Linked DNA regions of Mus musculus: all the other regions are linked to region 5. A link is a loop called in an ENCODE intact Hi-C map of the cell type or tissue named here. Cell type or tissue: heart. All regions are shown on one strand.

Evidence for each region. A loop is a pair of places that touch in the nucleus more often than their neighbours do. Peaks named below come from ENCODE experiments on the same cell type or tissue, not always from the same donor. Only the 100,000 strongest peaks of a DNase experiment are listed, where the experiment ranks them.
Region 1: it touches region 5 in a loop (2.6-fold over the local background); 2 of 42 quality-filtered maps call a loop at or near these places.
Region 2: a loop joins it to region 5, with 2.9 times the contacts of the local background. A loop is called at or near these places in 2 of 42 quality-filtered maps.
Region 3: it touches region 5 in a loop (2.1-fold over the local background); 7 of 42 quality-filtered maps call a loop at or near these places.
Region 4: a loop joins it to region 5, with 6 times the contacts of the local background. A loop is called at or near these places in 8 of 42 quality-filtered maps.

The regions. Positions count from the first base shown.
Region 1 is chr9:64,169,963-64,174,962 of GRCm38, forward strand. It overlaps Zwilch (zwilch kinetochore protein), which reads right to left and starts at 2,969. Exons shown (of 19, transcript NM_026507.4): 1 at 2,856-2,969. The coding sequence starts at 2,929. Rpl4 (ribosomal protein L4) reads left to right here and starts at 3,425. Exons shown (of 10, transcript NM_024212.4): 1 at 3,425-3,471; 2 at 4,862-5,000. The coding sequence starts at 3,469. In heart, a CTCF peak has its summit at 2,839; DNase peaks (open chromatin) are centred at 2,899 and 3,479; H3K4me3 peaks cover 3,173 bases; H3K27ac peaks cover 2,265 bases.
Region 2 is chr9:64,177,097-64,182,096 of GRCm38, forward strand. It overlaps Rpl4 (ribosomal protein L4), which reads left to right. Exons shown (of 10, transcript NM_024212.4): 7 at 225-381; 8 at 625-708; 9 at 801-921; 10 at 1,127-1,466. The coding sequence ends at 1,348. It overlaps Snapc5 (small nuclear RNA activating complex, polypeptide 5), which reads left to right and starts at 2,201. Exons shown (of 3, transcript NM_183316.2): 1 at 2,201-2,324; 2 at 3,403-3,492. The coding sequence starts at 2,235. LOC115487261 (a small nucleolar RNA gene) reads left to right here and starts at 27; the gene lies at 27-97. In heart, CTCF peaks have their summits at 1,667 and 2,433; a DNase peak (open chromatin) is centred at 2,215; H3K4me3 peaks cover 1,520 bases; H3K27ac peaks cover 1,270 bases.
Region 3 is chr9:64,279,378-64,284,377 of GRCm38, forward strand. It overlaps Tipin (timeless interacting protein), which reads left to right and starts at 2,208. Exons shown (of 8, transcript NM_001324557.1): 1 at 2,208-2,270. In heart, no CTCF peak of the experiment used is centred here; a DNase peak (open chromatin) is centred at 2,224; H3K4me3 peaks cover 1,895 bases; H3K27ac peaks cover 1,903 bases.
Region 4 is chr9:64,733,976-64,738,975 of GRCm38, forward strand. It overlaps Rab11a (RAB11A, member RAS oncogene family), which reads right to left and starts at 3,781. Exons shown (of 5, transcript NM_017382.5): 1 at 3,609-3,781. The coding sequence starts at 3,648. It overlaps n-TQctg9 (a tRNA gene), which reads left to right and starts at 4,071; the gene lies at 4,071-4,142. In heart, CTCF peaks have their summits at 2,713 and 3,681; DNase peaks (open chromatin) are centred at 2,786 and 3,786; H3K4me3 peaks cover 2,541 bases; H3K27ac peaks cover 2,167 bases.
Region 5 is chr9:64,337,960-64,342,959 of GRCm38, forward strand. It overlaps Dis3l (DIS3 like exosome 3'-5' exoribonuclease), which reads right to left and starts at 3,298. Exons shown (of 17, transcript NM_001001295.2): 1 at 3,034-3,298; 2 at 1,520-1,673. The coding sequence starts at 3,172. In heart, a CTCF peak has its summit at 2,557; DNase peaks (open chromatin) are centred at 2,602 and 3,272; H3K4me3 peaks cover 2,188 bases; H3K27ac peaks cover 1,661 bases.

The DNA of each region.
Region 1 (5,000 bases), 170 kb before region 5:
GGGTAAGAGCACCCGACTGCTCTTCTGAAGGTCCGAAGTTCAAATCCCAGCAACCACATGGTGGCTCACAACCATCTGTAACAAGATCTGACTCCCTCTTCTGGAATGTCTGAAGACAGCTACAGTGTACTTACATATAATAAATAAAAAAAAAAAAAAAAAAAAAAGTTTCTAGCCAGGTCGTGGCCCAGATAGTGAGGTCTAAAAAGGAAAACCCTGCCTTGAAGAAAAAAGTCTGGGACTTATTAAAAAAAGAGAGAGAGAGAGAGATTTGCCCTTTTAATTAGGGATTTGGGGTGAGCATGTAACTTTAGAGGCCAGAATAGGACACTGCACCCTCTCACCACAGCTGGAGTTGTGGAGAGCTGTGGATCACCAGAAGTCACCACAGCTGGAGTTGTGTGGAGAGCTGTGGATCACTAGAAGTGCTGCTCTTCACTGCTCAGCTGCTTCATAAGGCATTTAGTAGTGATCTCAAAGTACACAAATTATAAAACACTGGCCGACTCAAATAAATTACCAAAATGTATTGCCAGCCTGAGCTATAGGGAAAGTAGCTCTAGTTACTGAAAGAGCCCAACAGTTATATCAGAATAGTTCGCATCTTTTGATCTGATACTTGACCTAATTGATCTAGAAACAAAAAACAAGCCTGATAGGTCAACTTTTGTTATATTGCACAAGACTCTTTACTATATTTATTTAAGCATGTATGTATGTGTGGTATGTGTGTATTTGTCAAGGTCAGAGAACAATATGTGAGATATTTTCTCTTTCCACTATGTGGGCCCCATGCCATGTTTGGTGGCTACTGAACCATCTCTCTGGCCCAAGATATTGCTTGGTTATTCAGCAATTGTTTATCAAACACTCTAGCTAGTTCCTGGGGATAGCAAACAAAACTAGTCTTGAATGAATGTAGAGTAAACTACCAGTTATAGGGTACTGAGAACTCTGAGAGGACAGGAACTGTGAATCACTTGTAACATTTCAGAGACATGATTATGGCCCAAAACAGAACACTGGAGATGGGCAAGAACGAGACTTGTCTAGCATGCACAAGACCCCCACCTCTGATCCTCAGCGAAGAATTAAAACAACAGAAGTGGCTGGGAGTCTGGGAAAGATGAAAAGAAAGAAGCTGGCTGGTCTTTTAAGTTTAGGACTCTTAACTTGAAGAATTCTGGAGTTAAATGCCACATCGGCAAGAATGGTAATTTCTTCCTAGGTTTGTGGTGAAGCCCTGGAGATCACCAAGAAACTTCAGTAGGCACGGAGAGGGATACAGTAAGTGAAAACTTCTAGAGTTTATGCATGGAAAGATGAAAACATCCAGGAAAGAATTAGTAAGCATAAAGGATCTAAATAAATTTGTATCAATGGAGGTGATAAAACAGACATAAAACAACCATAGAAGCTGAGAACATAACTCGGGAATAACAGTGCTTGCCTAAAATGTGTGAAGCCATTTCCAGAACCTCAAAAGCTGGGCATAATGGTACATGCCTGTAAGGACAGCACATTGGACACCGGGCCACGATGTTTACAAGTCCAAACTCAGAGATCTTGGGTTTAAAACAATAAAGTACTTAACACCATGGCAAAATACCACAACAGTTAAAAACAACTCAAGTTCCTGAGCTCAAAGACATTAGCTTCTTTAAAAACATCAGTTTTGTTGGGCGTGGTGGCTCATGCTTTTATTCGTAGCACTAGGGAGGCAGAGGCAGGTGAATTTCTGAGTTCAAGGCCAGCCTGGTCTACAGAGTGAGTTCCAGGACAACCAGTGCTACACAGAGAAACCCTGTCTCAAAAAAAAAAAAAACAAAAAAAAACAAACACAACACAACAACAAAAACCCAACCACTAAAACCCACTAGTTTTAGCTGGGCAGTGGTGGCTCCCGCCTTTGACCCCCAGCACTCTGAGGGCTGAGGCGGCCGGATCTCTGAGTTCCAGGCCAGCCTACTCTACAGATTGAGTTCCAAGACAGACAGGGTTACACAGAGACACTATTTTTTTTTTTTTTTTTTTTTTTTTTGATTTTTCGAGACAGGGTTTCTCTGTATAGCTCTGGCTGTCCTGGAACTCACTCTCTAGACCAGGCTGGCCTCGAACTTCGCCTGCCTCTGCCTCCCGAGTGCTGGGATTAAAGGCGTGCGCCACCACGCCGGGCTCTGAAACTATCTTAAAAAACAAAAGCACATTAGTTCTTTTCCTGTAGTAGTGAAAAATTATTACTGCTTTTGTAAACAGGAGGGGCAATAATGGCAGTTAAAAATGATAGCATTTAGAGACTAATGGGCTATACCCAACTAGCAACACCTTGCACCTAGAATTAAAGTTTTTTGTCTTCACATCAGGCCTACGAAATCAAAAATCTCAGAGGCTGAGCCAGTCAATGTATATTTTGGCAACCCTGTGGGTGATTCTGATGTGAGTCGCTGACTTAGATTTTCACACAGGATGTAGAAGTTGACAGAATTTCACTGAGGGAACACAGTGAATTTGTGGCACGGCTCACGCCTCTCATCTCGGCATCAGGAGGCTGCCGAGGAGGGTCGATGCGGATTCTGTCCGTTTCTGAGCTTGAGGCCCGATGACATCTAGCTCTCTGTGTCCCAGGAGCCTCTACTTAGAAGCGTGTACATCAGTCCAATCCGTACACTGCTTTGCCATCTTGCCTCCCTTGGGTAAGCTCGGGTGTTTTCTCCGGAGGCCGGCAGTAGCCTAGGCCTCCGCAGAGCCCTGGCTGCCTCTCACATCCCAGGTCCAGGAAAGCCGGCAGCCAGCTGTGGCAAACACCACCGGCAGGGGAGGGACAAGTACCATCCCATTCCCCAACCACAACTCACTGCCGGAGACGAGCATAAAACTCCTCCGCCGCGCGGTTCATTCGCGACCACATACCGCCGTGGCCTCCGTCCATTGCTAAGAAGTTAAACTGAACTGCGCGCCCAGACAATGACGTCAGAGGCCATGACCCCGCCCCGCCGGAACTACTTCACGCTTTAAGTTCGGTTTGTACTCAACGCTAACACATTGCTTTAATTTAGTAGAGCATCCCCTCAATTTACTATTCCAAAAGTCTCCCATTTCTGTTAGGGGGGAAAAAATGGACTAAAAGAGATGTTATGATGAGGGTGGGCGGGATGAGGAGAAAGATAATTCTCGCGAGAGTTGTGACGAGTTACGAATTATTCCGCGAAAAAGAGTCCCTCCTTTCTAATCACTCTTTTTAACTTTAAAAAAAATGAATACATAATTTTAACACACGTCACGCAATAATATTACCTTTTGAAATTTTTACATGTAGCAGAAAGATAGATCGTGTCTCTAATTTGATTTTGATAAGGGGCAGGATGCGGAAGACGAGTGGAAGGATATATAGAGTACAAGTGACAAGTCTTTCCTTTTCCTGTGGGAGCAGCCGGGTAGAGAGGAGCGTGGCCTTCTCCTCTCCCCGTCATGGTGAGTGGAGGTCTTCTACACTGGGCTTCCCCCTGGTCTGGGGGGCGGCTATAGAGGAGGGCGAAGGTTCAGAACATGGAATCTGCAGAGAGGAGACGAGGGAAAGGAAACCTAGCACCTTTTCTGGCCGGAGCTGAGTTGTGGGCGCTGAGGCAGCCATCTTAGAGGCAACGTGGGCAACAGCGCCAGGTGGATGGTAGAGGAACCTTTGGGATCTTAGCTTTTCTTAGTTCTAAGCTTTGCTTAGTTCTAAGCAGGGTTGCTGGAAGCCGAGCGTTTTGATGCCAGAGACTTGTCAGGGGTTCGAGATCGTCCGATGACAACTCCGCACAGGCCGTGGCGGGTCATGTGCTTTCAGTCCGGAGAAATTGTCTTCAAAGAAAAGGGCTGAAGGATATCTGAATTTATGCTTTCCAGGAAGATTGCCTTCACCTCTTTAAGACAATTTCTGGAAATGCATGTCTTCGTTACTTTATATGATGTAATCTAGACCTTTGAATCTTAAGCGAGTTTTCAGTAGTAATTAGTATATTGTTTTACCACGAATGTTTATCTGTAGATGGATTAAGGTTGTTCTGACCACAGTAATTTGGAGACTGTTAGATTCATCGTTAAACCGACTAGATAGGTTGTCCTATTGTGAGACGACTTAAAGGGGGGTATAGTAGAAGAGATGGTATAGTATCTGGAAGGGCACATGGGAAATAGGTCAGACCTAAGTGCTGGTGGAATCCTCAGTTAAGAGTCTTTCAGAGTATCAAAACGTTTCTGAATTTGAAGGGGTCTGGAACATTGGATAAATGAGCAGGCCAGCTTTGCTGAAGTTGGTGAGGGTAGAATTAATTTAACATGTCCTCATTAAACAGTATCTATGAACAGTTTTTATAATGTTGCTTCCAAGTTTGTTTCTCATTAAAATTGATAGATTTTCAGGTTGTCCTTTTGCTGTAAAACTATTGAAATGATAAACCCAGTGGTGGTTTACTGTGTTGCTTGAATTTGGGGTCTCCTGCAAAGCAATACTTGCCTCAAACTGATTCCACAGATTGGCCTGTATATGGCCTCAAATATTGGGACTTTTACTTCTGTATTTACATATTTGTCTCCAGATATCAAGCTCTTGACATTTAATTATGGGATGAATGTGTCTCCAATGTTGTCAATATAAGTACTCTTGATTATTTTTAAGTGAATCCATTATTATTATTATAACATTATATGGTTTTATTGGCATTGTATTTCCTGTCTCACACAGTTAACACCTGCCTTCCTAGTCCCCAGGGAGTCATATCTGTTTGCAAGTACTAATAATGTGGGCTTTAAAATCTAGGTTTCAAATACAGGAGATGGTACTTCCTCTGTTTTAGTTACTTTTTTTATTCCTTCCAAGGCTTGTGCCCGTCCCCTCATATCGGTGTACTCCGAAAAGGGAGAGTCATCTGGCAAGAATGTCACTTTGCCAGCTGTGTTCAAAGCTCCCATTCGACCAGATATTGTGAACTTCGTTCACACCAACTTGAGGAAAAACA
Region 2 (5,000 bases), 160 kb before region 5:
CCTATTCTGTGCAGGCTCACTTAGCTTGGTTATGATGAAATTCCACTTCATGGTCCGTGTTTCTGAAATAACATGATATTGTGGAAGTTCTGAGTCCTACGTGAGTGAGCTACGCCAGCCATGATGGCTTGAGCTTCTAAGTGCCCTAGGTAGCTTGAGGAGCCATAGAAGTTGTATTTCTCCTGTTGGGCATGCAGGCTTCCTGATTCTGCTTCCTCTTAAAGGTATTACTCTGCTTAATGTAAGCAAGCTGAACATTTTGAAACTGGCTCCTGGTGGGCATGTGGGCCGTTTCTGCATCTGGACGGAGAGTGCTTTCCGGAAGTTGGATGAGCTGTATGGCACTTGGCGGAAGGCTGCTTCCCTCAAGAGTAACTATAAGTGAGTTTTCCCTTATTTATTACACGTCAATGACTAATGTGTGCACTAACATCCTCCATAAGTTCTGCATTCACATTTTGTTTGCGTTTTCCATTGTTTGGATGTGCCTCACCTGTGATTATTAAATGAAGATGTAAAGGTTTATTCTGTATCTGGAGAGTTGAAACATTTAAATTAAAATTTGTACTGCTTTGTGTTCAGTTAGAGAATGAGACTTTGGACTTCTCTCTTCCTTCCCCCCAGCCTGCCCATGCACAAGATGATGAACACCGACCTTAGCAGAATCTTGAAAAGCCCAGAAATCCAAAGAGCCCTCCGAGCACCACGGTAGAGTTTTAAAACTTAAGGTCTAACACTTGATACGACCCCTTGACTATTAAAGGGATACATGTTGATTAATGAATGCTACCTCTTGATAGCAAGAAGATTCATCGCAGAGTCTTGAAGAAGAATCCACTGAAGAACCTGAGAATCATGTTGAAGCTGAACCCTTACGCCAAGACTATGCGCAGGAATACCATTCTTCGCCAGGCCAGAAATGTAAGTCAGTTTGGCGTGTCAATTTTTTTTTTTTATTAGATTGCCCCCTTCCAAGACAGGAACTTACTATGAAGACGCTGGCGCCCCCCCCCCCCCCAACCACACACACTTGTTTCTACCTCCCCAGGTACTGGGGTTAAAGATGTGAACCACGATGCGCTCATTGAAGATAAGATTCTTAATTTTCTATTTGTTTTTGTTGCAGCACAAACTTCGTGTGAAAAAGCTGGAAGCAGCAGCTACTGCACTGGCAACCAAATCCGAGAAGGTTGTTCCAGAGAAGGGGACTGCAGACAAGAAGCCAGCGGTAGGCAAGAAAGGAAAGAAGGTGGATGCCAAGAAGCAGAAGCCTGCAGGGAAAAAGGTGGTTGCCAAGAAACCAGCAGAGAAGAAGCCTACTACAGAAGAAAAGAAGCCAGCTGCATAAACTATTAAAAATTGTTAAATTCCAGAGAGCAAGTAGAGACCGCATATTTCAATAAATCAAACATGTGGTGACAAACCCTTGTGTGACTCTTAAATTGTGGATGTTTCCAAGCCCCTTGAAATTAACCTTTTGAAGAACAAGTGGCAAGATGTGAGACTTCATGGTCAAACTTAGGTCATCAGAATTATAGAACAAAATTTTTTAAATAAAATTTCATTCTCTAGGCTGCTTTGTTCCACATGGTAGTCTACTTTATAAACTGAACTTGGGATAAATAGCTAGGGGCCAAGTCCTATGAATAGTGTGTAGTTATGGTAGCCACTAGAGGGCCTATGATGGTAAAAGGGAATGGCGGGACCACCACAGCTATGGCCACTGTGTCTGTAGAGGTGCAGTGTTCTTTGTATGAATCAGTCTGATCATCCTAGAATTATCATCGTTTCCTCTTGCCTTGATGTTAAAACTGCTAGCAGATAATGATGAGCGTGGGTAAAAACACTCCCTGAGACAAGGCAGTTCCTAAAGGTTAGTAGCATTCCTGTCCTTACTAGGCTTAGGTATTTTGGGTATTTTGGTTCCTGCCTGCATAAGTAGCCTTTGCAGAGATTAAAGTCACTTGGAAAGTAGGTGACAGGGTGCTGAGATGAATGCTATCCTAAAGCCTGTGGGGCCAATTTACTGTGAGGGATTACCAAGGGACTGAAGAATCTCCATGCTCTTTGGGATTCCACTTTGTTTTCAGATCGTGGGAGCTAAGCCCCTACTGGCCCTTCAGAAAACAGCTACGAGAAAGTAAGCCCTCAGCCCGGCGCTGGTCTCCGCAGTCGGCGGTGACGTCATCACCGCGCGCCTAGTAGAAGGCAGCGCCCTAAGGAAGTGGAAGGGGATGTTGAGTCGACTGCAGGAGCTCCGCAAGGAGGAGGAAACCCTGCTGCGTCTAAAGGCGGCTCTACACGACCAACTGAACCGCCTCAAGGTGAGCGTACAGCTTTCCAGCTCTAGCCCCTCGGGACGTCGACGGAGCGCGGCGGTACAGCTCCAGGCCGCTAGGTGTTGAGCAGGTTTAGCTCCTGAGCCCGCATCTACCCCGACCCAGCACGCCGGCTCACGGGTTACTGCTGTTTATATGCACTAGAGGGGGCTTTAGTGTTGTCATGCTAGTACTGAATCTCAGACCCGCTTGAGGCGCGAATGAAGTCTGGGAAAGAAACTTGTCCGCTTGAGTTCCCAGTAACTCTTCTGGGAACAGAGAATGACTCGGATGCAGATTTAGGTGCGCTTTGATCACGTCCTAGACATAGGGGTAATTTGGTCCCTGTGAAATGATCATGGTAATCCCTGGTCAGCACTCATGGGCAAGATCTTTAAATGTAAGTGACATGAGGATTAGAGGAGCCCTTTATAAACTGAACTTGTATACTTGTGGTAAAAAAACGATATGCAGTTTTTCTCAGGGCATTTATAAACTGCCCACCCTTATTGCAACAGAACCTCTTACAAGTACATGATCGTGTGTTGAAGATGACCTCCCAAACGCAGTTACCCTGGTGCACCAGGAAACACGTGCATTTTTTAACATTCTGCCTTTACTTTCTCATTAATGAGTAGACAAGCTCAATCATAGGACATCCATCTGTGTCTGTGGAACCAGCTGTCTCCTGGGGTGAGGGAGGGGAGAAGTGGTCTCGCCTGTGTAACCCAAGCATGCTTTGAACCTAGTGTGTAGCTCAGGTTAGTTTTAAACTTATGATCCCCTTGCCTCCCACATTTCTAACCTTAGTGTAGTGGCACTTGCCTTTAATCCCAGCACTTTGGAGGCAGAAGCAAGTAGATATCTGTAAATTCAAGGCCAGCTTGGTCTACTGAGTTGTAGGACTGCCAGTGTTACAAAGAACCTCTTCATAGGGAAAGAAAGGGGTGAGGAGGTAAAGCTGCCCTCCCCTTCTAGAGCAGTTCAGGGATGCCAACCTATATGGCATCTAGTGGAATTCACTCACTATAGTAACCCAGCAGAATACTCAGTGAAATAAATATCTTTGACTTTTCTTTCCTAGGTTGAAGAATTAGCCCTTCAATCCATGATAAATTCTCGAGGAAGGACCGAGACACTGTCTTCTCAGCCTGCACCTGAACAGTTATGTGATGTAAGTTTAGTCAAGTACAGACTTCCAGAGAGAGTGTAGAGTCCCATTGTGCCCGAGCTCTTTGGGCAGGCAAATGCTGTATGGCACATTATTACCAAGTCCAAAGGACTCTGGGAAGTACCATTCAAATATTTGGGGGCCTGGGCGAATTTATTGTACACTGAACCTAGGACTTCATACAAGGTAAGCAAGTACGCTACCAGTGAGCTGCATCTCCAGCCCCTCATAATTTGTAGTTCAGTAATTAGCTAATCTATATTAATCATCCAGACAATAGCAAGTACGCTACCAGTGAGCTGCATCTCCAGCCCCTCATAATTTGTAGTTCAGTAATTAGCTAATCTATATTAATCATCCAGACAATAGCTTATCTTTTATACTTTGTCAAGTTTAGGCAGCCTCTACTCTTCTAGTGTACACCAATATGCCTCGCCTACCCAGGTCTCAGATTACTCCATCCTTTCCAGCTACTCAAAGGAACCCCAACAAGCTAGCAGTGGTTGTTGTGTGTTTGTGGTGGGGCTTCTGTTGAAGCAGTGTCTTTTGTACCCAGGCTAGCCACCGTATGTTCTTCTCTCCTCCTGGGATTACAGGCATGTGCACTCGTATCCTGTTTAGAAACTCTGCTCTCTTTAGGACTATGTCATGGTCGCTGCTCTGTTAAGTGTGGCTTCAAGTACAAAGCTAAGGATGAGGTGCAGGTATTACCCTACTCACGCTTACCAACTGCCTTCAACAGAGCCAATACAGTGTTCCTGAATATACCGTGCTTTGAGAATTCTTTATAAGCTATGTAGCCTACACAGTTACTTTACTGATGATTTCTAAAAGAGCATGGTAGGTAAGTTAAGATCATAGTAAACATGAAGGACTTATTCTCACCGCTTTCCAGGAATGGGAGAAACGAGAAAGAGGAAAGTCATAAAAAGATGAACCTAAAATTGAACTTTAAAGATATTTTTATAGGTGTGTGTGAATGCAAGTTCGTCTCCATTGAACATCAGACACCCTAGAGTTGGGGCTTGTAGCTATCCAGCATGGGTATTAGTACTCAAACTTGGATCTTTTTGGAAAAGAAACAAGTACTCTTTTGTTTGTTTTGTTTTTTCTAGACAGGGTTTCTCTGTATAGCCCTGGCTATCCTAAAACTCACTTTGTAGGCCAAGCTGGCCTCTGTCTCCTGAGTGCTGGGATTAGACGTGTGCACCACCATCACCTTGCAGGCAACAAGTACTTTAACTGCTAATCATTTCTCCAACTCATGATGAGATTTGATTTTAAAAAGAATTTGCTGGGCTGGCGAGATGGCTCTGTGGTTAAGAGTGCCGACTGCTCTTCCGAAGGTCCCGAGTTCAAATCCCAGCAACCACATGGTGGCTCACAACCATCCCTAATGAAATCTGATGCCCTCTTCTGGAGTGTCTGAAGACAGCTACAGTGTACTAACATATAATAAATAAATAAATATTTAAAAAAAAAAAGAATTTGCTGTTTTGAGGCTTAATTCT
Region 3 (5,000 bases), 59 kb before region 5:
AAAAAAAAGGTTAAGTCAACCTTGTATGACCACCTTGTAATTATGTCTGTGTGTCAGGAGGGCGATACGACTAACGTGTCATGCGTCATGCTTATGTTCTCCTCCTGTAACCCTGCCTATTTCCTCACCAACCCCCTCCATTGGAAACACTCACCCCAGAGCTTTAAAAACCCTGTCTTCCTCACGCCCAAGGCTGATCTCTTGATCCCCGCTTTTAGGTGTGCAGGAATAAAGAAAAAGCTTGCTTTAATTAATTTGGCCATGATGATTTGGGTCGGTGTTCTTTCTCCTCCAATCTTTGGAGTTAACACAGGAGCACGAGATACTCGTAACTGTTGAGCAATCTTTCCAGCCCCACCCAGCTCTGCTTTTATTTTGTATGTGGGTGTGAGGTACAGAATCAGGAGGTGAGCACTGGTTGCTTCCCTCACAATCTCATTGTTAAAAAAGACTTCCTGTGGGGCTGGAGAGATGGCTCAGTGGTTAAGAGTGCCGATTGCTCTTCTGAAGGTCCCGAGTTCAAATCCCAGCAACCACATGGTGGCTCACAAACATCCATAACGAAATCTGATGCCTTCTTCTGGAGTATCTGAGGACAGCTATAGTGTACTTACATATAATAAATAAATAGATCTTTAAAAAATACTTTTATATGTATGGTTGTGTATGTAATACATATATGCCTGTGTACATACATACCCATGCATAAATAAACCTACATACATAAATAAACCATATATGCATCTATACATACCCATAACTACATGAATAAACCATTCATATTTACATACATATCCACACATATAAACATACATACATAAACCATGATATACATACATAAATCTACAGAGTGCTTGGTTCTCTGGAGGTCAGAAGAGAGCCTCAGATACCCTGGAATCATACACGGCTGTGTCACTATGTGAGTGTACTAGAGTCCCCTACATGAGCAACATGTACTCTTAATGGTTAAGCCATCTGTATGTCTCAGCCCCCCCCCCCCCCCTTTGAGACAGGGTCTCTCACTGTGCCTGGAACACATCAGTTAAACCTGGCTGGCTGGCTAGCCAGCTGGAGGAATCTGATTTTTGCCTTCTCAGAATCGGGATTCCGGGTAATATCAAGCTGTTTTTTAACCTGGGTATTGGAGATCTGAACTCAGCTCATCATGCAATGTGGGGGAGTCCTTTACCCTCTGAGGGATCTCCCCAACCCTGCCCTCCCTTTTTGTTGTTTGTTTTGAAACAATATCTCACTGTGTAGCACTGGATGGCCTGGAACTCCAGGGATCTGCCTAAGATTAAAGGTAAACACTGGATCCAATACTTTTTTTTTTTTTTTTTTTTTTTTTGATTTTTCGAGACAGGGTTTCTCTGTGTAGCTCTGGCTGTCCTGGAACTCACTTTGTAGATCAGGCTGGCCTCGAACTCAGAAATCCACCTGCCTCTGCCTCCCAAGTGCTGGGATTAAAGGCGTGTGCCACCTCGCCCGGCCGGATTCAATACTTTTAAAGAAAACAGGGAACCCTCCTTTTTTTGTTGTTGACATATTTCTTTTTTCTTTCTTAAAGATTTATTTTATGTATGTGAGTACACTGTAGCTGTCTTCAGACACTCCAGAAGAAGGCATCAGATCCCATTACAGATGATTGTGAGCCACCATGTGGTTGCTGGGGAATCGAACTCAGGACCTCTGGAAGAGCAGTCAGGGCTCTAGTCACTGAGCCCTCTCTCCAGCTCTTGACATATTTCTTTGGGTCTACACGTCTAACCCTAACTACAAACTACAATCTTTTCCTCATATCTTTATTTAATTAACAAAATTCATAGTCGTGGCATTTTGCTATTCTGAAGATGCAGTAATTTTCCAGCCAAAGTTGTTTGACACTACGTTTTACTCCTCTACAAATCAGTTTTCTTTTCTTTCTTTTTTTTTTTTTTCTCGTAGACGCTGGCCTGGAACCTGTGGCGATCCTCCTACCTCAGCCTCCGAGTGCTGGGATTCCAGGCGTGCACTATTATGCCTGGCTTCCATCGTTCGTGTTCTAAACCCGGAGACCTATTTCTGGAGCTAATAAAGCGCCCAGAACTCATTGCCGTCCCAGACATTCCGGATGGGTAGGCGGGCTTCCGAGCGCGGTGGGCGGGGCTCAGACCCTTAGGCTCCTCCCACGCCTCTTCGCCTACCCTTGGCGCCAAATTTCTCAGCTTGTCTCGCGGAGCCGAGTCTCGCGAGAAGCGGTGTTGGCGCGCTTGGCGGCGGCCGCTGTCTAGGTGAGGTGAGACCGGTTTCTGTGAGCGCAGATTTTGGAAGTGGAGCCCGCGTTGCAAAGGCGGCGCGGGGCGCGGGAGATGGGGTCTCACCCAGGAGCCAGGCGGAAGCGGGGCTGAGGAGGAGCGGGCGGAGCGGGTGGGAGGCGCCGCGGGAGGATGGCGGGCCTGCACCGGAGCCGCGCGCACGGACCTAGCTGAGAGGGAGGCTGGGAAGCGGACTCGAGGGGAGGCGAGGGAGAGGTGACATCCCTAGGGCTGGCGCCGACGGTGGGACGAGAGTGAGGGTGGTGGGACTTCCTTTAGGGCGAGGAGCTCCTGTTTTGACAACTAGGGAAAACGGTAGGTTGGAAACAGGTCCGGGAAGGACTTGTGGATCGGATGTTGAATTTGTCACGCACACTGCTCTGGGAGTTTGAGGACCTGGAGGGGGAAAGAGACTTAACTCGTTAGTGTCTAAAACACGTGTGACAGTTGTCAAGGAGAGAAGGAAGGGCTGTGAACATCTAATTCTTTACAAACACTGAGAGAAACCAGTTTACTGATAAGCCCCACTGTGCTTTTTTGGTTAATTGCTGGTTATTGTAGTTTTAAGTCCTGTTCTCAAACTCCCATTAGAATGGGATTGAGTGTACTAACTAGATGTTTTGAGGATTGGGGTGCTTGTTCTGGGCCTGGAACCCAGGCCAAGTGGTCCTAGGTAGAGTTATAATCTACCCTTGGTTCCCACATTTAAAGGTACTCAAAGACGTAGCGGTTTATTATCAGGAGCCAGTACTTTGTTTTTATAAATTTACGGTCACAAATTTAGAATTGGGGACAGCTAGTAAAGGCGATATAGTGCTGGGGAACAAGCCTTACTGAGTGTGATCCCTGGGTCTCATGCAAAGCTGGAAGGAAAGAATTGACTCTACCCACAGAGTCCTTTGCTACTTTGTGGATTCTTTCTTCCACCCTTCTCTACCCTTAATCTACCCTTTAGGCTCCCTAAAAAACGAGAGGATAGGGGGAAAAATGGCAACATTATCTTTACCCTGCAGATGAGGAGTGTCAAGTTCCTTGGGGCATGTTTGAGGCAAGGTGAGGACCTTGAGGATGTGTTATTTCTTCTCTTGCTCACCACTAAACAAAACCACAGCCAACAGCAAGCAGTCAATCCTGGCCTTTACCCTCTGAAAAGTCCTGAGGAAGCTATCTGCAGTTAGCAGAATCGCCGTTACAGCATTAGAGCTCAAGGCCTGTCATACCAGCTGCTGTGGGCAATCTGAAGCAGCCAATTCCCATACCAGGAGTTAAAATGAAGAAATAATATTTCTGTGCTTTTTTAAAAAAAAGATTTATTAATTTTATGTATGTAAGTATACTGTAGCTGCTTAGACACACCAGAAGAGGGCATTGAATCCCATTACAGATGGTTGTGAGCCACCATGTGGTTGCTGGGAATTGAACTCAGGACCTCTAGAAAAGCAGTCAGTGCTCTTAACTGCTAAGCCATCTCTCCAGCCCATTTCTGTGCTTTTTTTTTTTTTTAAAAAAGAAACCACCACTGGGCATGCCTTTAATCGCAGTACTTGGGAGGTAGAGGCAGGCGGATTTCTGAGTTCGAGGCCAGCCTGATCTATAGAGGTGAGTTCCAGGACAGCCAGGGCTACACAGAGAAACCCTGTCTTGAAAAACCAAAAAAACAAAACCCAAAAAAACAAAACCCACAATTCCAAAATTGTCATTACAGGTTGTCCTTTGACCTCCCCCGGTGGCACATAATGCACTCTTATTATACATACAACAAACATAAATTTAAAGAAGTAATAAATTTAGAAGTTTTGGGGATGTTTTAGACATGTCCTGAGTATAATATCTTTAGCTGTTTTTGTTTTTTAAGATTTTTTTTTTTTACATGAGTACACTGTCGCTGTCTTCAGACACACCAAAAGAGGGCATCAGATCCCATTACAGATGGCTGTGAACCACCATGTGGTTGTAGGGAATTGAATTCAGGACCTCTGGAAGGCAGTCAGTGCTCTTAACCACTGAGACATCTCTCCAGCCCATATTTTTAGTTTTAATTTAGGAAATTTTGAAGGTTTAAGAATGTGTATCTTGCTGGGCAGTGGTGGCTCACATCTTTAATCCCAGCACTTGGGAGGCAGAGGCAGTGAATTTCTGAGTTCAAGTCCAGTTTGGTCTACATATTGAGTTCTAGGACCTATACAGAGAAACCCTGTCTTGAAAAAACAAAACAAAACAAAAAACCCAACCAACCAAACAAAAAGAGTGTGTATCTTGGGGGATATGTACACTTGAGGCCAGATGTCAAAGCCCCTGAAGCAGTAGTTATAGGTATTAGTGAGCTATATAAGTATGGTGCTGGCAACTGAACTCAGTCCTCTACAAAAGCAATTTGTGTTTTAACCACCCCAGCCATCTTTCCAGCGGGAGATTTTTATTTCTAATTAAAGATAGTGGTTCTCATTGTAGCCCAAGCTGGTCTGGGGTTGGCGCAGCCACATAACTGAAGATAACAAATTTCTGATCCTCTCTCTCTTCCTGAGGGCTGGGATTACAAGTCCATGCACTGCCTTGCCCCAAGGTAGTTTATGAGGTACTAGGAATTGAACTCAGGGCTTTGTGGATTCCACTGTGTGTATAGAGAAGGACTTTTGCCCTAACTGGCCTCCTGGTTCCTGCTTTAGCCTCTTGAGTGTTAGGACTACAATGAGTATCACTGTTCCT
Region 4 (5,000 bases), 400 kb after region 5:
ACTGTAATCACAGGCATAAGCCACCATGCTCAGCCCACATTTAGTTTCATACTTCTCTAGCAAGCTCATTTTCTGTACTAAAATTTAACTTCTCACCTCACCTACAGAATATTAGCTTTAAAATTTACCACCTGAAATTACTATTTTCACACTGGTTTTCAAAAGCTTGGAAGATAATTTTAATCTCAACCACATTCACAGTCCAACCTCACCAAGTCTTTAAAATAAAATGCATCAATAAGGCTAAAGTCTAGACACGTTTTTCCAGGTTCATCAGAATCTGAGTTGCTAAGCCGAAAGTTGTGAAAGAAAAGCCACCAAGCTTCAACTTCAAGTCGGTGGGTGTTACTGCCGATCAGCTGATGACTCGTGACACCTGGACTTCAATGAGACTCAGAAGATAAAGCCAGGGGAGGTAGACTACGCACCCAGCTGTGCTGAGGAAGTGCCACTTTGGCTGTCTTGATACCCAACTACCTCACTTGTGCCCCACAGCACCTTAACTACATTGTATATGTACAAGATTAACAGGTTTTTAAACAGCCATGCTTAAGTAAAAATTAACCTTCAAGAATGCATCATTTAGCATTGTCCTCTCTGCCCACATTACATTCCCACTTAGACTAATCCACCCCATACTAATAAACATGCTCGTGTTCCACGTACAAACCCCAGTCGCCTTAACTTAAGTGTGCTAGCTAGCCTCCTCCAAAGTTGAAATGCCACGGTTCATCTTAGTGAATAAATCTCTGTAGAATGAAATCATTTTAAAGTAATTGTATAAGTAAAAAATTGGCTAAGTAATCAGTGTTGAAATAAAAAATAAAGTGACTCATATCCTGTAGCAGTTTCTAAAAAGTGGAAACTCTTCTCAGCAGAATTTTTAAACACCCAGTCTCACACAGCAAAGTATACAAAAAAATAAAACCAGAACCCACATAGACACAAAATATTTCAGAAGTTTCTTGGTTCTGTGCTTCTTTATTAAAATTTACATGTTCTTTATAAAGATGTATTGATTAGTGAGTGAGGTGGCTCAGTGGGGAATGATGCTTGCTTACCACGCCTGATGACATGAATTTGATCCCTGAGACTGTCGGGGTGGAAGAAAAGAACTGACTCCCAAAATTTGTTCTCTTACCCTCAACATGTGCTATAGTACACACTAGCATACACAAGTCAGTAAATACAATTTTTTAAAAACTTTAGGAGCCGGGCATGGTGGCACATGCCTTTAATCCCAGCACTTGGGAGGCAGAGGCAGGCGGATTTCTGAGTTCGAGGCCAGCCTGGTCTACAAAGTGAGTTCCAGGACAGCCAGAGCCATACAGAGAAACCCTGTCTCGAAAAAACCAAAAAATAAAAAATAAAAATAAAAAAATTTTAAAAGATTTATAGCTCAAAAGTCGGACAAGAACTATAACTTCATTTATAACCACTGAGTCCTCACAAGAGCTAAGTTTTATAATCTCACTCCCCAAAAAGTATCACAGTATTTCCTTTACTGAGGAAACTGAGGCTCAAAAAAGTTGAGCTGGGAGAAATAGTATAATTATATCATAATCTCAAAAAGTAAAAAAATACAAAAAAAAGTTAACTTTTCCAAGGTTACAAGGCAAAGAAACATAAAACCCCCATGTTTTCTCATTGATCAGAGGATGGTCTAATCTAAAAATTAAACTTTAATTCCTTCGGCCAATCTAGGATAAATTAACATTCTTAGAAAAAATAAAGTTTTCTATAACCAACATTCACATTCCAAACCAAATAAGAGAAATAACTTCAAAAGGTACCACCATTACAAAGTACTTAAAAATAAAACTCCCTTGATTGACTAAACCTTAGGATTTAGGTAATTTCAAATAATCTCAAATGCCTTAAATAAACATCCTAGGTCTCCTATTTGTTTTTATTTTTTTTTAATTTTATCTTATTTTATTTTATTTTTTGAGACAGGGACTCACTATGTAACCTGGTTATCCTGGAACTCACTCTGTAGACCAGGCTGGACTGGAACTGCCTGCCTCTTCCTCCCAAATGCCGGGATTTTAAAAGCCTATACCGCCAAGGCCTGCTTTCCTAGTAGTATTTTTAAGGTTTGGTGCCTTCTTATCTATACATTACTTTCCAATATGGTAGTAAGGGTAACACTGAAGGTACTTACTCTATAAATAGAATATTCGGAGTAACTTTTGATAAGGGTGTACTAGCAGCTAATATGTCAAGACTTGTAAAGAATTTGGAAATGTTTCCTGCTTCTTCACTTAGTCCAATCACTCTTAGCACCCAATGGCAAAGCCAGGAACACTCACCATGCTTAACACTCTTGAAACTCCACCCTCCCCAGAAAAGCTTTAAAAGCAAGGGCTTCTTCCTCACTGGCAATGATCTTTGTTCAACAAATTACTGATGGCTGCCCTTCTAATTCAGGAGCAGAGCAAGGCTACGAAAGTGAGAGCGCATTCATGAACAAAAAAAGCGTTCACTGTACTCTCTCGTCACTGAGAACTGTATCCTTTCACTTCAGCTTCTTCGCGGACTCAACCCATAAGCAAGTCTCTATTTACATTCTTCCCTGTTCTGTCCACCGGCTCCACATTTCCCCCCATCCTGTAATAAATTCTTGATTTCACTAAAAGGGCACGCTAGCACTATAACCCTCTCTCACTGTTTGGGAAAGGTATGTGACCAACCAGGGTTCTTCCCTTCCTGTCGGATCCTCCCAGTATTGCAGCAGGAAGCAACCAGTCCACAGTGATAAGCTCGCTAGTATTTGTGCAGCGCACAACCTTTCCTGTTCGGGAACTGGGCCTTCAGGTCTGGCAGGGATAACAGCCACCACCCATCCGCAGCCCCTTCTCGAAAGCCAAGTAAAAGGAGTTATCCCGGTCTGGTTGTAGCTAGGCAGGGACAGAGATGAAAAGGGGGGGAAAAAAAAAAAAAAAGAAAAACGCGAGGTGGGAAGTCATCTGCTTGCCTGGACACTGCGACAAGTGCATGAACGCCAGGAGTGATGGACAGCCCCTCTTGCCCTCCCCTTCTCTCCCTCCCACCAGCCAGGTCGCTCCGGAGTGCTAAACATTAGTTGCCCGTCTGTGGGGAGGGAGGGGACAGTCCGCGGGTACTGACCTCGAGGTCTGCGGGGATGGGGGTGGGGGCCCGGGGACGGGCGAATCTGGCCGAAGCCCAGGAAAAGGCTCACGAGGAGGGAAGGGAAGAAAAGGGAAACGAACAGAAAAGAGAAAAAGCAACACCCCCGCCCCCCGAGCCAGTGGGTGTCCCGATATGGGTGCTCAGCCCAGGCAGGGGCCTGTCAGAGGGGGGACGTGAGACGAGCAGCAGCATCCAAGAGGAGGGGCTCGAGACGCCCAGGGAAGGAACTGCACGGCCGTGAGGGACGCAGCCATCGGGGAGGACATACAGAGAGGGGCGCCGCGGCTCGTCAGGCCTCCCAAGGGCGCGGGAACCCGGACGAGCGGCGGGACCCCCGACGGGGCGGCAGGAAGGAAGCGCCGAGGCGGACTCCGACCAGGGCAGGGCTGGCCCTGCGCGGGTCCCCCGGGAGTGTCTCGGGCCCCAAATGGGCTCTCGCTGGCCCACGGCCTCACCTTTAAAGAGGTAGTCGTACTCGTCGTCGCGGGTGCCCATGGCGCGGCCGAGGAGCTGAGGGGCGGGAGCGGCGGTGGCAACGGCGGCGGGACCAGGGGGCGTCGCTGCAGGGGTAACCCGAGCGAGCGAGGAGCTTCAGCTGCCGGACCCGGTGACGAGCCCCGCCCTGTATGCGTCACTTCCGGAAGGCCCCAGCCCCTCGCAGAAAGTACTTCCGGAGAGATGGCACCCCGCCCATAAGCTAGGCAGGGTGGAATGCGCAGGAGTGGACACCACATTCTCACCCGGCTTTGGGAAGGCATACAGGAAAAACAATCCTAAAATGGTCCTTGGAGCCTTTGGCTTGTTCTTCTCCCCAATCATTCAGAGAAGCGAAGTGTAAATCTTTTAGTATCTGGCTTCCGGTTGGGGGCGGAGTTTTGTCAGCATTAGAGACCCGAAGGCACTGCTGCCTCCGTGCTGGTTCCATGGTGTAATGGTTAGCACTCTGGACTCTGAATCCAGCGATCCGAGTTCAAATCTCGGTGGAACCTGCTCCCTTTTCTTCATACTTTTAACTCATATTGATTGTATTCTTTAGCTCATATTGAATAATAGAATAACCTTGTTATATCTGCTCTTGGATTGAACCACAGGTAGCCTTTACCTATGAAGACTACACTAATCAATCTTGTCAATTCAGTAGTATCTGATCTTCATGGAGACCTATTGAACTCTTTGGTTTTTCTTAGCCTTGGAGAAAGTTTGTTACTTGATTCCTTTTGCTGGAATTTTATACCCTCAGCTTCAGTTAAGGATAGGCACTCCTCACCCACTCAATCTCTCCACAAATCTATTGCACTATCTCCAGATGTCATTAAGAGAACTTCGCCCACCCTTTCTCATAAAGATTCAAGATCTTGAGTCCTATTTTCTGGCCTTCGAGCTAAGCCCGATTAAATAAATTTTAACACAAGAAGAATGGCAATTCCCATGTTAGCAAATATCAGTGTTAAGACTCAAGAAATTTGCCACAGCATCTCCTAATAATTTTGTTCTTGTTGTTTGAGGTGGTTTCACTCCCCCTCTGTACCCCAGAATATAGCTCAGGCTGGCCCTGCTGTCCTCCTCTGCCCCTTCCCACCTCCACCTCCGTCCACACAGAGGCATAGTCATCTAATAATTCCTGGGAAACAGATGTTTGTCATTCAGCCTACAGATGGAATTCAAATTGCTAATCAACTGACCTTAAGCAGAGATGTTATTTTTTTATTATCTGAATAAGCTCAGGGTTGTCCTTAAGGTCTTTCCAAAGTTGGAAGGAGGATTGTCAGCAGGGACGAGATGTTCTTCCAGACAGCCACCAGCAAGTCTGAGGAGTTCCCTTATCTATTAGGGACCTGGATTCGGAG
Region 5 (5,000 bases):
TGTAGTCTGTACTGGCTTCAAGCTTTCTGTATAGCTGAGACTTACATAGAACTCCTGAACCTTCTACTTTACAGTTGTTGGGATCACAGGTACCTGCCACCAGGCCTGGCTCCTGGGTATCAGGAGAACATTTTCTGCTAGAAACAGGGCTGATATCGTTGCATTTGAGTAAGCCTGTATCCTGGCACTTGGTTTACCTTAAAGCCACCAACAGTACAGTGCAAGCTGACAAAGTGCTCCTCTAATGAAAAATCAGAAAGGTGGGGCCTACTTGCCAATTCTTCACCTTTTGCTTTCCCTGTAGACACAGAAAAGCACAGCGAAACCCAAGAGCAGGAGCTCTTCATCAACTTAACTACTGAAACCTTCAGGAGAAAGGACATTTAAATTCCAACTCTTTGCTTTCGGTTGTCCCAGGAATTGGTTTTCAAAACAATCCTAATATTAAAAACATTTTAGAAAACAGAGGTTGAAGAGGCTTGCTGTGTGTGAGCGAGCTGAATGGTAACAACAAATTGATTTTAGTAAAAGAAATTGAAATACGACACCTGCAGCAGTGTTTAAACCTGGCTGTGTGTAAACATCTATATGTCTGTGTCTGAATAAAATCAACTTCAAGCTCATTTTAAAATATTCAATTTGAAAAAAAAACCCACGTACATTCTAGCTAATGTATATTTCTCTGAACTAAGCATCAGGACAATTTATCATTTTCATACACAAATAAAGAAAACTTTACCTTTTACTACCAAAAGCTGAAGAAACCAAAACATCTTAAAAACAGAATAAATCCAGTTTCTGCTTGTTAAATACCTTGGGGTGTTGAGGGTTTGGGTATATAATTCTAACATGCTATTCTCATAAAAGTTTCCAAATATTAAATGAAGCAAAACTGTATTCTAAGAAATTTGCACAGAAAGGGGCAATTATTCTTTCATTTAGGTGCAAGGTGAGTATTTTAAACTGGTCCAATTAGAAATGTTTTATTCAGCAAATACAATTACTATGGCTGATAGTTACAGGACTAATCTAAAAATCAGAAAGAGCTATTTTTAATTTCGTTGAATAAATCACGGTAAGTACAGTTTGCTTCTACAATAGAGGAAGATAAGATTTAAAAGTATTCTTTTCCAAAGAAAGGAATGCTCCTGAAACAATGTACCTATGAATAAGATTAAATACTATATATTATTAGCAAAAATAAAAGGAAGAAATAATAGTGCTACCTATGAAAATGTAAACCAGAAGCCAGTTCACCATAGAATCTTAACTATGTACATCCCGGGGACCCAGCAGTTTATTGATCTACAGTCAGATCTTTTGGCCAGGTGTTGAAGCACACATATAAAATGTTACTACATTCCTCACCAGCAAAGAGAATACCAAATTAGTTTCAAAAATCCTTTCTGACAAAATAATGAATTCCTCCTCTTTCCCTCTAACAAGGGACCTTTTCTAAAGGGGGCAGGGGAACCGGTACTGAAAATAAATAAATAAATAAATAATGCAAAACAGATACCTCCGGCCTCTCTGGTGCTGCACAGCTTGACAGGCCGTTTGCATGAAAATAACTCCCTTCAACTCCGGGAACTCCAGAACCTCGAGGTAATCCTGGACAACTTTCCAGTCTGGGATCACGTAATGAGTGACTTCGGCAGCCAGGAGCTTCCCATCTGAAACATAATTCAGAGTGGAAGCCATTAGGTAACATTTTCAAACCTGGTTTATGACTATTTCAATGTCACAGTGCTCCCGGTGTGCAAAATAACTTCTCATCTTAATTTCACCTTGAAGTTTTTAAAAGACAAGACAAATCTACTTTGGTGGAGGCTCAAAGTTCAGCTCCATTGCTCCCCCTCCCCTCAGCTGTGATTAAATACAAGCCCAACATGGTTTATGTTGTAGCCAGCACTTCTTCGAAAGAATGATATTTTAAAAACAAGTACGTCCCTGGAAGAAACTAAATTTCTACTAAGCCATCACAGACATGCATGAGCACTGACTGCGTTGGCTACTTACATATCCATTATATCTCTATCTACATATACACACGTGTATATATATGTAAGGGCAAGAGTGCACATGTGTGTGTGTGTTGACCCCTTGTAAGCATCTAACAATTCCAAGGCTATTCGGTCTGAAGCTTCCTAACACGGCTACACGGTTCTAGGGTTGAGGAGAACGTCCTAAAAAGGATGCGCTGTTCAATCAATGGGCTTCCACTCAACTGACACCTTGGTCAAGCTGTGACCTCAATCATGTATTCTGAAAAGACCCCCTCACGCTCATCTCCCACTAGGGGTAACAAACAGCTGGAGGGTCTGCGTACTGGCAGGAGCAGAGCAGGCAATGTCAAATGTCCAGCCAGCGTAATACGCTCAGGAGTAAGGTGCCAATAGCATTTTCGGGCAGAAAGGAGGAGGTGCCTACGCCCTTAGGTCCCCCTGGAAAAACCGAAGCATCCGGTGCCTGCAGGCTCTTCCACTTAGCCCGGCTATTGTAGCAGGCAGGTCCGGAGAGGAGCGCCCCTGAGGCTGCAGAGGCCGGTCCTGCCTGTGCCGGCCACTGGGAGGGAAGACTGGACGCACCGGGGACGCTCCAGGGCCGCTCCCGGCTGCCCCAGTACCGCCGAGCCCAGACGGTTATGCTCGCTCCGGCTGCCTACAGTCCGCGAGGGTCTGGCTCCGCCCTTGATGCCAGCGCTAAGCCGCCCTCGCTGCTCAGCTTCCCGCTCTCCTCTCTCCTTGGGTCCCGCTTCCTTCACTAGGGCCCCGCCGCCATCGCGACGCCAGGCCGGGATTCCCTTTGCTCTTTGGGCCTCTGCCACCCTCGCTCCTCAGGCCTCAGGTCCCTTCGCTCGCGCCCGGCAGCCTTCGCTACGTCAGGCCCCGGCCTCCCTCGTTCCTTTGGTCCTGGCTTCCCTCGTTCTCCGAGTCCCGGCTTCTCTCGCTCTCCGAGCCCCGGCTTCCCTCTCCGGCTCCGGCCTCCCTCGCTCTTCCCGCCCGGGCCTTCCCGGTCCACCCCGGCTCTGACCGTTGCGGCAGGCGGCAGGCTGCGGGCACAGCGGGCTGTTGCAAGGCACGCTGGGCCGCAGGTAGTGTTCACGCACGATCCGCAGCGTCCGACCCTGGAAGGTCCTCAGCAGCAGCACCTTCTCCCGCTTCTGCAGCATGCTGGCGGCGTCGCCCGGCACTGTGGCCGGGAAGCGGCGGGCGGCGGGCGGCAGGCGGCAGGCTCAGGCGAGACCGAGGCCTGAGGCCCGCCCCTCGGGCCTGGTCGGGCAGGCAGCAGCGTTCACGTTCCCGCTACCGCTACCGGGAGCGACCTAGCCAGGGCTGAGAATCCTCCGGGCCCAGTCCTACTCGCGCCTTTTATTCCTCTCTGTGCCTTAGTTGTCCCCGGGCGGGAAAAGTGTAGATAAACTTCACCCGAAGAATCCTCGGGTGTGAAGGTAGGATGTGGCAGGTAGTCTAAGAGTCGAGTGTAAAAGGATTATTATTTTTATTTTTATTATTATTTTTTTTACTTTGTTTCTACCCACAGGCCCGTGTGCGAAGGGCTGCCATAGCAACAGAGGTAATGCCGGGCAGTGATGGCTCATGCCTTTAATCCCAGCACTTGGGAGGCAGAGGCAGGTGGATTTCTGAGTTCAAGGCCAGCCCGGTCTACAGAGTGAGTTCTAGGACAGCCAGGGCTACACAGAGAAACCCTGTCTCGAAAAACCAAAACAAAAAACAAACAAAAAACAAAACAAAAACCAGAGGTAATAACTGTAGAGTTTTCTCGTCCTTGTTTTTGCAGTATCTGAAAGAATTGAAAAGCTCAGCAAAAAAGCTGGTAACCCTGCTGGCCAAACCGGTTTTCCTCTTCAAAAATATGCTTATTTTAAATTTTAATACACGTAAACATTCAAACACTACAGATAAAATGAAAACCAGTCCTTCTGGGGTAAACACTCTACAACTTTTATAGCGCTGGCAGCCTCGGGCAAAGGACTTCTTAGAGCCGCTATTGACATGATCTCTAAGTACTGTGCTTGTAGTGTTTGACAAAAAGGACGGTATCTTGGGAGACCACACACCCTGGATTCTCCAAGCACTGAGCCCACTGGAGCAAGAGTATCATTTAGCTTCCTTAAATCAAAGGAGTGGGTGTTTATTTGTATCATTTTATAGGCTGTGAGGCTGCATTAAGGGAGCTTAAGTGCCCAAGGATACCTAGTTATTATGTTTCAGAACCAATCTTGAAGCTAGAAACTGCTCAACTTCAAAGCAGGTTAAGCATCATCTAGTCACTGGTGAATAAAAGAGAGAGCGCCTGCACCAAAGGAATTTACTGCTTGGCAACCTTTGGTTAATGTGGCTGGCCCAGTTGGCTGGAAACACCTGGTTCTTCCAACGCAGCTGAAATAAACCAGGACCAGTCTCTCATTTCACCCTAAGGGAATGCTAAAGGGTCATGGTCTCCTCCTCCTCCTCATATCTCTGTGTCAAATCACTTGGTGAAACTCAAGGTAGACTTGCACAAACAGGAAAATAATGTAGAGCTGGCAAACAGGCACCAGACAGTGCAAGGAGAGTCCCTAAAGCTCTCCACAGTGAAAGAGGCTCTCCCTGTCTAATACAGGAGTCAGTTCCAGAGAGACCAGAGGACAGTGAGTAGCCAAAATTGTTCTCTACATAAAAAATGCCTTAGATAACTGTCCACCAATCCCTCCCCAGCTCCCTTCCTATCTTTTTTAAGCCACTGATGCTATGGATTGGAAGAACGACTTTGATTAGGTACTAATCTGCCCTTAATATCTCTCCTCAGCACTTTGTAGCTAGAAATTGTCTGCAAATGAACCACCCTTTAAGGAATAGAGCATAGCTAGAGTTTTATTGAGAGTTGATTTTTATCAGTATTTAAAATAAGGCTGTAGCTTAGTTGGTACTTAGCCTCTCTTCCCCTCACACCCTCTCCTTTCTCTCTCTGCCTTTTTGAGACAGGATCAGGACATG